2 separate regions of the Homo sapiens genome follow, and region 1 is linked to region 2. The links are chromatin loops, found by intact Hi-C in ENCODE. Cell type or tissue: heart right ventricle. All regions are shown on one strand.

Region 1 (4,000 bases), 91 kb after region 2:
TAATTAATATGACCATAAAGTGTGTGTGGGGGGGAGGTATAAACTCTCAAGGATGAAAAGCTGGAGAGGAGACAAGAGCAGATATAAGATATCAAGTAAACTTTGAGTGGGAAGTGGCTGGATACATGGAAAGTGGCCTGGTGGCATGGAAGAAGCTTCCTGAGGACAGCTAGGAGGAGGCAGGCTGGCACTGCTGCAGACACCAGAAAGCTCAGGGCCTGGGGGCAGAGGGGACTCCAACAGCAGGGGCAGGGCTGAGAGCAGGAGAACTGATCAGCACCCGTACAAGGGCAGGCAGATCCCAGGGCTTGGCTCTGGCCAGAGAATCCTATATACTGACCAGCACGGAGGGTTGCCCTAGGAGGGCCCCTAGAGTCAGGGGCAGCAGGCACAGCTGAGGGGGCAGGGGAAGTAGGGGTGAAGGACTAACAGCAGGAAAAGTCCAAGAAAGTCTGCATCCTAAAAGTTGAGTCCCTCATCCCAAGCCCTTCTGCTGCCCACAGGTCTTCCTAGATTGGAGATGAGAGAATTCCTATCAGGGGAAACCAACAAGCCCAAGAGAAAGACCTCCTAAAACTGTCATTCTCCATGTAATGGAGACGAGAGGGCTCGTACGTGCGGACATTCTAGGGTCTCTCCCAAAACAAACTGGTGCCCTGCCTGCCTGTCCTTCTAAGGCAAAGCCTGCCAGTCGATATTCCTACACGCACCCCATATACACACACAGCCTCCTTCTGAAGGGTCGCCACTCATTCGAGAAAGCCCAAGACCATAACAAACAGAAAGGGAACTAGGAGAATGAAAGTCAGACCAGAGACAGAATACAACTTCAAAATAACTGAAATGATTAGAGAAAGTACTGCACCCATGAAACACAAACAGGATGCTACAAAAGAGGACACACGGAAAACAAAAAACAAGCTCTAAGAAATTAACAATTCAATAGGTGGAATCAGACCCCAACAGAAGGGTTAGAAGGCAAGGTTAATGTGATCTCAGGCAAAACGAAGCCACAGAAAAAGACAATAAACTTAGAGAATCGAGTCAGAAGGAGTAATAGCCAAATAACAGGAGTTTCAGAAGTAAAGACCAGGAAAAATTTTAAAAAAAAATTACCAGGATGGGCACAGTGGCTCACTCCTGTAATCACAGCACTTTGGGAGGCCAAGGTGGGCAGATTGCTTGAGTCCAGGAGCTTGAGGCTGGCCTGGGAAACATGGCGATACCCCCATCTCTACCAAAAATACCAAAATTAGCCAGGCATGGTGGCACATACCTGTAGTCCCAGCTACCTGGGAGGCTGAAGCAGGAGAATCATTTGAACCTGGGAGGCGGAGGTTGCAGTGAGCCAACATTGTGCTACTGTACCTGGGTGACAGAGCGAGACTCCATTAAAAAAAAAAAAAAAGACAGTGAAGAGAGGAGAGGGATGAGTTAAAAAAGAAAGAAATTACCAGAGGAAGAAAATATAAGACACACTCTGGACTAGAAGGTCAGAACTTCCCACACTGAAATATACACAAGCCTCTAGCTTAATAAAACAAAACAAATCCACACCAAGGCATATCTTCATGAAATTTTAGAACTCAAGGGATAAAGAGAAGCTCCTGAAAGTTTTCGGAAGGAAAATTCAGTTTATTTGCAAAGGATCAGGAATCAGACCCTTGCATATGAACTTCTCAATACCAATGATAAAGTTAAAAAATGAACACCACCTTCAAAATTCCAAGGAAAATTAGGTCCCATCTAACATTCTACAGCCAGTCCAGCTCCTGGTCAAGAGTGTGCACAGGACAGGCATCCTGAGACAGGCAAGGCCACAAAACCTTTCCTCCCTGTGCATTTCTCAAGAGGTTTCACCAAGTGAAGTAAACCAAAAACCAAAAAACAAACCAAAAAAAACCCCACAAAAACAAAAACGAACAAACAAAAAAACAGGTGGGGGAGAAGGTGGAAGAGAGAGAGAGAAAGAGAGAGAGGCTTCCCAGGATGATGGGGAAGGTCAAGCCCAGATGGAGAGCTATGCAGCAGGTCCAGAGGACAGCCAGAGTCAGTCTGGAACGTGAGGACGGCCAGCTCTGTGAGTAACATTACCAGGAAAAACAAGGGTAGCTGGGTAGGAGCAAGGAGCCAGGCCGATGAAAGAGCTAAATCCTATCTGTGGTGTATAAAACCAATAGATAATATCTTCTAAAACTCAAGAAGTAGCAGTAAAAACCAGTTATTTACAAACACAGAGGTAGGCACCGGAGTATTCTGGCTAGAAGAGCTGAAATGGCTTCCTCTGGGAACAGGACTCAGGAGTAAGAAGAAATGGAGCAGAAAACTCTTTTAGTATAAGCTTTGTGGTTACATATCTGACTTTTTGAACTACTGTACATACACTATTTTGAAAAAACAATTAAAGCCCCTCATTGCCTTTAAAATTCCCATCTGGCCCATTTTCAACCTTCACATATATCAGGGAGCACAGTAAGATCCAAGGGTAACTATTGCATGATAGGGAGAGAAATGGGTAAATCTTATGTAATCCCCCTGCCCCGGAAAAAATAACAACAACAAACTACTGCCCCACTATCACACCAATGAGAATACAGAATAAGTTTTAAGGGTCTGAGAGACTGCTCCCAAGGTCCTCAGGTCAAGCATTTTACACTTCTCTTTAGGTGTGTTTATACATAAAATTCTTCATTGGAAATAAAGATTGTTTCCCTAACTCCTAGGTCAAACTCCTCAGACAGGGCATCCAATGCAGGAGAGTTCATGCAGGGACTATGCGAAGATCCTTTCCAAGCCTCCAAAGTTGTTACAATTCAAACACTTGACTTTGGGGGAAATAGGATGTTTCAACCAAATGACTGATGTGTTCTAAAATTAGGCAAATGCTTTTTTCCCAGCCAGGAAAAGGCTAACAATATATGAAGGAAACCAGCATGGCCGTTGCCACCCGTTTATCCAAAATTCAAATGTGTTACTCTAAGGCTAGACTTCTATGCAACAGCCCTCTTACCCCTCCCCACCCTTCAAATTACTGCACAGTCCACCTCACAGCACCCAGGACTTCTCAAATGGCTGGTAAGTGACAGAACAAACAGTAAATGCACACTTGCACGTCTATTCCTTTCCATCGACAACTGACCCCTGGTGTGGCCGGGGCGCTCTCCTCACCCAGTGGGGGCCACGACAGAAGGGCGAGGCTGTGGTCCTAGAACACAAGTTGGATGTCCTTTGACATTACCTACACCTGTGTTTCCCTGCAGAGTCTCTGTAGGAGACAGAGAGAGAGAGAGATAGAGAACAAGGGTGAAATGACCCCAGGAGGAAAACTTTACTCCCCTTTCCTGCTCTGGAAAGGACAGGGCTTGCATTTACTTCAGCAACAGACACACAGTGAAGGAGCTCAGCGCAGGGTCTGATCCCATGGGCTGCAGGAGACAGAAAACGTGAATAGAAGCAAGCAAGGAGAAAGAAAAGGATGAGGGAAGCCTTCGGGAATTCCCACCAACTGGGCTCTGGCCTCTCCGTCCCCCACTCCCACTCTACTAAGAAGGGAGGGGCTAAAGATTAGAAGTGTCCACCTACCTAACCTGACCCTCGAGGACGCAGCTGTCACAATGACATATTCTGCACATCACAGTGCCTAGCACAAGTCAAGCAGATGACCAAACAGTGTGCACCTGACATATATTCACAGCCACTCCCCTTCCCTAAAATTCTAGCGCTGGACATTTAACACGACTATAACACGCCTCAGACCATGAGAAAGAGGAAGCTGAAGTCTGGCCACATGGATGATGTGAATGAGGCTGACACCTGTGGCTCTAGCCATCTGCCCCACTTTGTAGGGCTTACACCACCCATCTTTGGAGTGGGGAGAGGATGCCATGGGGAATATGGTGGAAGAAGCGACAAGATGGTACAGGCAGTCAAACAAAGCAAGCCAGGCAGGGCCCAGGGAGTTAAGGGGTTGTTCCCACAGAGGGCCCTGGCCTGACGCTGG
Region 2 (4,000 bases):
AGCAAAGCAGCCTCAGTCCGTTTCCTGGCAATACCCTACACTAAACCAGCCTCTGGGGAGAGACCTGTGGCAGGGAGGAATGCAGACGCCCTGCTGGCCTGTCTCTGACCCCTCACATGCTGCACTCATATTAATTTTCCAGGATTCCTGAAGTCCAGCCTCAAGGGATATGTGACAGAAAAAAGGGAATCAAATGCTCTTTTGTCCTATGGGCAAACTTGCTTTAATTTAAAGCACTGTGAGGGCTGAAGGCAGATGATCCTGTCTCCAAGCATGGACTCTGGCCAGAACCCCCTGGAGGGCAGAAGGCAGGGAGCTGTCTGCAGAAGGGCCAGTGGGGTCCACCCCCAGGGGCAGCAGGGATGGTCACGAAGGAAACCATGCCAGGAAGGGCAGGTGGTGGACCTCAGAGAACGGCACAAAATCGTAGCACCCAGACACGAGGCAAAAACTCCTATCTGGTCAGATCCTGATGCACTCCAGGTCCCTGTCTGTCCTGGAGCATTCGTGTGACCCAGCAGTGTCCTGGAGACAACAATGAGGCTGTGGGGGACAGCGGGGTCCCGAATGTTCCTTCTGTATATTCCCATTGACACAGAAAGGTCATAGTGCATTTCTCAAAGCACTGCCAATCTAAATGGTCAGGGGGGGTCTGATAAGTATATCTATATCTGATATGGGGCCTTGCTTTGTCACCCAGGCTGGAGTGCAGTGACACGATCATGACTGATTGCAGCCTCGACCTCCCGGGCTCAAGCAATCCTACTACCTCAGCCTCCTGAGTAGCTGGGACTACAGCTACGCAACTGTGCCACCTCAGAGAAGTAGATTTTTAAACAAACCCAATTTTCTCTTGCTGTTAACAACACTGAAGACTAGTAGCAGAGGAGTGAAAGTGTGGGTTAAGAGCCTTAAAAACTTGTGGAAAGGGCTCGATGCCAGTGGAGAGCACTTAGTTATTTCAGTGAGAAGAGAGCACCTAAACCTGGGTCTGAAAACACATGAAAACTCCAGGCCTTGCTCCCGGCCCTTCTGCACATTGGGGGCGGGGCCAGAGCTCCACTGATGGCCTTGCTCATGACTTCATCTAGAAACTGAGCAACAGGATTTCTAGATTTCAACGCCCAAAGCATCCACCCACCCACAGAGACCATCACACCAACACAAGCATGAATACAAAGTGAAAGCATGTTCTTGGCATGAAAACCATCTACTCACACCCCACCTTGCTCCTAAAGTAGCAGAACCTGTTCCACCAGCCAGGGGTTTATACTCCCTATCTTAATGGGATTAATGGTTTTCATGGGGCCATAATAGACTCCAATTTAAGAGATTTTCAAGAATTGCCATAGAATGTTTTGTGGTGGTTAAAAAGGTCTTCCTCAAACTGTTAGAAAAAGCAAAATTGTTAGTATAGGTTTACTTTAACCAGGCTCTTTTAAAGATAAATGCTGCAAGATAGGTTTTCAGAGCTCAGATTAATTAAATGAGAGTTAAGATCGGAGTCTCAATAAACACTAATGTGCTGTTCTCATCAGATTCTGACATCCTCTGTACTTTCTTCTTGACTTAACAGGGGTCTCCTCTCAACCTTTTCCAAAGCAATGTGACGGTTTCTTTTCCAAAAGGTAAAAAAAAAACCCAAACCCCCAAACCTTCCCCCATTTTGAATGATTCCTGGGGGGAATTCATTTGTTTTTTGCAATCAGAGTCTGAAACCTGGGCTGCAGGTCAACAATCTCGAGCAGTTATGAAAAGACCAGGGTTACTGGAGACCAAGAAAGGAACGAGCGGAGGAAGGAAGGAAGGAAGGAAGGAGAGGGGCCGGGGATTTTGTGCAAGATTTAATAAAAAACAAACAAAAATAGGAATGGTTGCTTTCAACATTTTCCAGGTTGTGAAAGGTTTGCCACGACTCTCAGGGGTGTGGTTCTAAGCTGCATCAGTGGAACAAATACAAAATGCTGTCCTCCTCCTGGGCTGGAAGGCAGTGCACTTTCTCCTCTTAACAGCCAGACTAGCGGGTGAGGAGTCAGTGCTGTGACCCAGGCCAAGCTGGAGTGTCCGCATAGCTTTTTCTCTGACCAGTGGGGATTCCATCTACCTTGAGGCGTGCTGGCTGGGCCCCGTTTCCACACCAGCACATGGTGAGACAGGGTAGCTTATCAACAGGCTGCTGGGCCTTAATACTGACAGTGAGTGTGGCGGGTCACAGCCAGGAAAGGACTAACACAGATGCCCTCCCAGCCCCCACTGCTGGCCTAATTTTAGAATACCACGGAAAAAAGCTTTGATGAAGACAACAGGAAGTCAACACAGCAGAGAGTGGTGTGGACAACCCAGAAGCCAGCCTCACGCATTCCATGCCCACAGTTAACGATGACAACAACAGCAATAATAATAATAATAATAAAACAAAGGTACAGGTGAAAAGCAGCGCTTGGGGTGTGCTGCTGCAAGCTGGGGAAGGCGCGTGCTCAACTTGGATGGGACACACCTAGTCTTTCTTCAAGTCCCTGGATTCAAAGAGCTTCAACCGTTCTTGCACCGTCAGGCCTTCCTTCAGACTCTGGGTAGAGACAGAGCAGGAGGAGAAAATAAACACACCGTTAGACCCCCTGCACTGGACCGGACCGGACCAGACCGGACCGCTGGTGGAGCCGGCATCAGTCAGAGAGCCGGGTGCAGGTGCGGTTAGTGGGCATGCCAGGAGGAGAGTCCCCGGGAAATGCTGTTATTGGAGGATGTTTTCCCCTTCACAAAATTACTTGGATGAAAAAGGAAAAAAAAATCAGAGAGACAAGACCATGTGTTTAAGCAGCTAAATTCTGAGCTTAGGGCTCTTTAGAGAAGCAGTGATCAAACGAATCCAGCCAGGGAAAACAGTGCAATGAGCAAGGAGACTGCCCATCCCCGTGTCTTGTCTTGTGAATGGATTTGTCCACATCCAGCTCCAGAGATTCTTCACCTGACAGCCTCAGCTGAGGAGGACCAGATGCTCCAGGGAATCCCCAGCAGGATGGGTGTCCCGGGACAGGGCCTCGCTCCTACAGTGCCTCCGCAGCACCTGCTGCCCTCAGACCCATTTCTGGCATTCCCTCATCAGAGGCCTGTGAGTGTTATGGGGATGTGGGAACACGCCAACGTATCTAGTAAGATTTTCAAAACATAAAACCAATACTCTGTTCACGTGGAATCTTGCTAAAGCTTAAATCTGTATGTCCAGAGATGAATGAGATCTTACTAACTAGGGGACAGAGTATTTCCCATCTCATTCTTACAGACTTTCCTCAATGATTTAATTTCTGAATAAGAAAAGGAAGAGCACTTTTCAGAGAATGACTGGAAATGAAGGGCATTCCAGTACTGACTGGAAAGTGCTGTGGCTCTTCACTTATCTCCCTCTTCACGCTAAGTGTCGCCATCACACTCAGCCCTGCTGACTCCCTGTGGCTTACCCTTGCCAGAGCTGGTGCAGGTACAGGCTTTACTGAGAAACTGGAAGCTGAAGGGATGGGCTCTAGCTCAGGGTCTGCCTGATTCTACCAGTTTCAACCAAAAACCTGAGCAACGTGAAACTGCAGGCTGTACCCCATCTACTGGGAAGTCGCCAGCTTAGGCTCAGGCACACTCTGGCACTGTCCTGGAGACTCTGGTGTGATAGACTGGGGACTGAGCATGGGCTGGTCAGCTTGAGGCTCCCTCCAAAGCTCAAGGGAAGGGGGAGCTCCACTGTCCCCCACCCCACCCAGCTCTACCCAGAACAGACCTGCTTGTTTGCTATATTCTGGAGCTATGTGTCTGTGTAAATAAATAAACAATGTGATTTTTAAATACAGGGTTCTGCTGCTAAGCATTTTAAAACTCACTGGTCCAGGCCGGGCGCGGTGGCTCACGCCTGTAATCCCAGCACTTTGGGAGGCCGAGGCGGGCAGATCACGATGTCAGGAGATCGAGACCATCCTGGCTAACACAGTGAAACCCCGTCTCTACTAAAAAA

What was found. Peaks named below come from ENCODE experiments on the same cell type or tissue, not always from the same donor. Only the 100,000 strongest peaks of a DNase experiment are listed, where the experiment ranks them.
Region 1: a loop joins it to region 2, with 33 times the contacts of the local background. A loop is called at or near these places in 1 of 110 quality-filtered maps.

What each region holds. Positions count from the first base shown.
Region 1 is chr17:17,092,030-17,096,029 of GRCh38, reverse strand. All of the region lies in intron 3 of MPRIP (myosin phosphatase Rho interacting protein), which reads right to left. Among named protein-coding and RNA genes, the nearest start is that of MPRIP, 52 kb to the right of the region's middle. RefSeq lists an enhancer at 1-342. In heart right ventricle, no CTCF peak of the experiment used is centred here; no DNase peak of the experiment used is centred here; H3K27ac peaks cover 3,427 bases.
Region 2 is chr17:17,183,392-17,187,391 of GRCh38, reverse strand. It overlaps MPRIP (myosin phosphatase Rho interacting protein), which reads right to left. Exons shown (of 24, transcript NM_001364716.4): 24 at 1-2,569. The coding sequence ends at 2,498. Among named protein-coding and RNA genes, the nearest start is that of PLD6, 21 kb to the left of the region's middle. RefSeq lists enhancers at 1,004-1,073, 1,104-1,303, 2,091-2,591. In heart right ventricle, no CTCF peak of the experiment used is centred here; a DNase peak (open chromatin) is centred at 2,218; H3K27ac peaks cover 3,866 bases.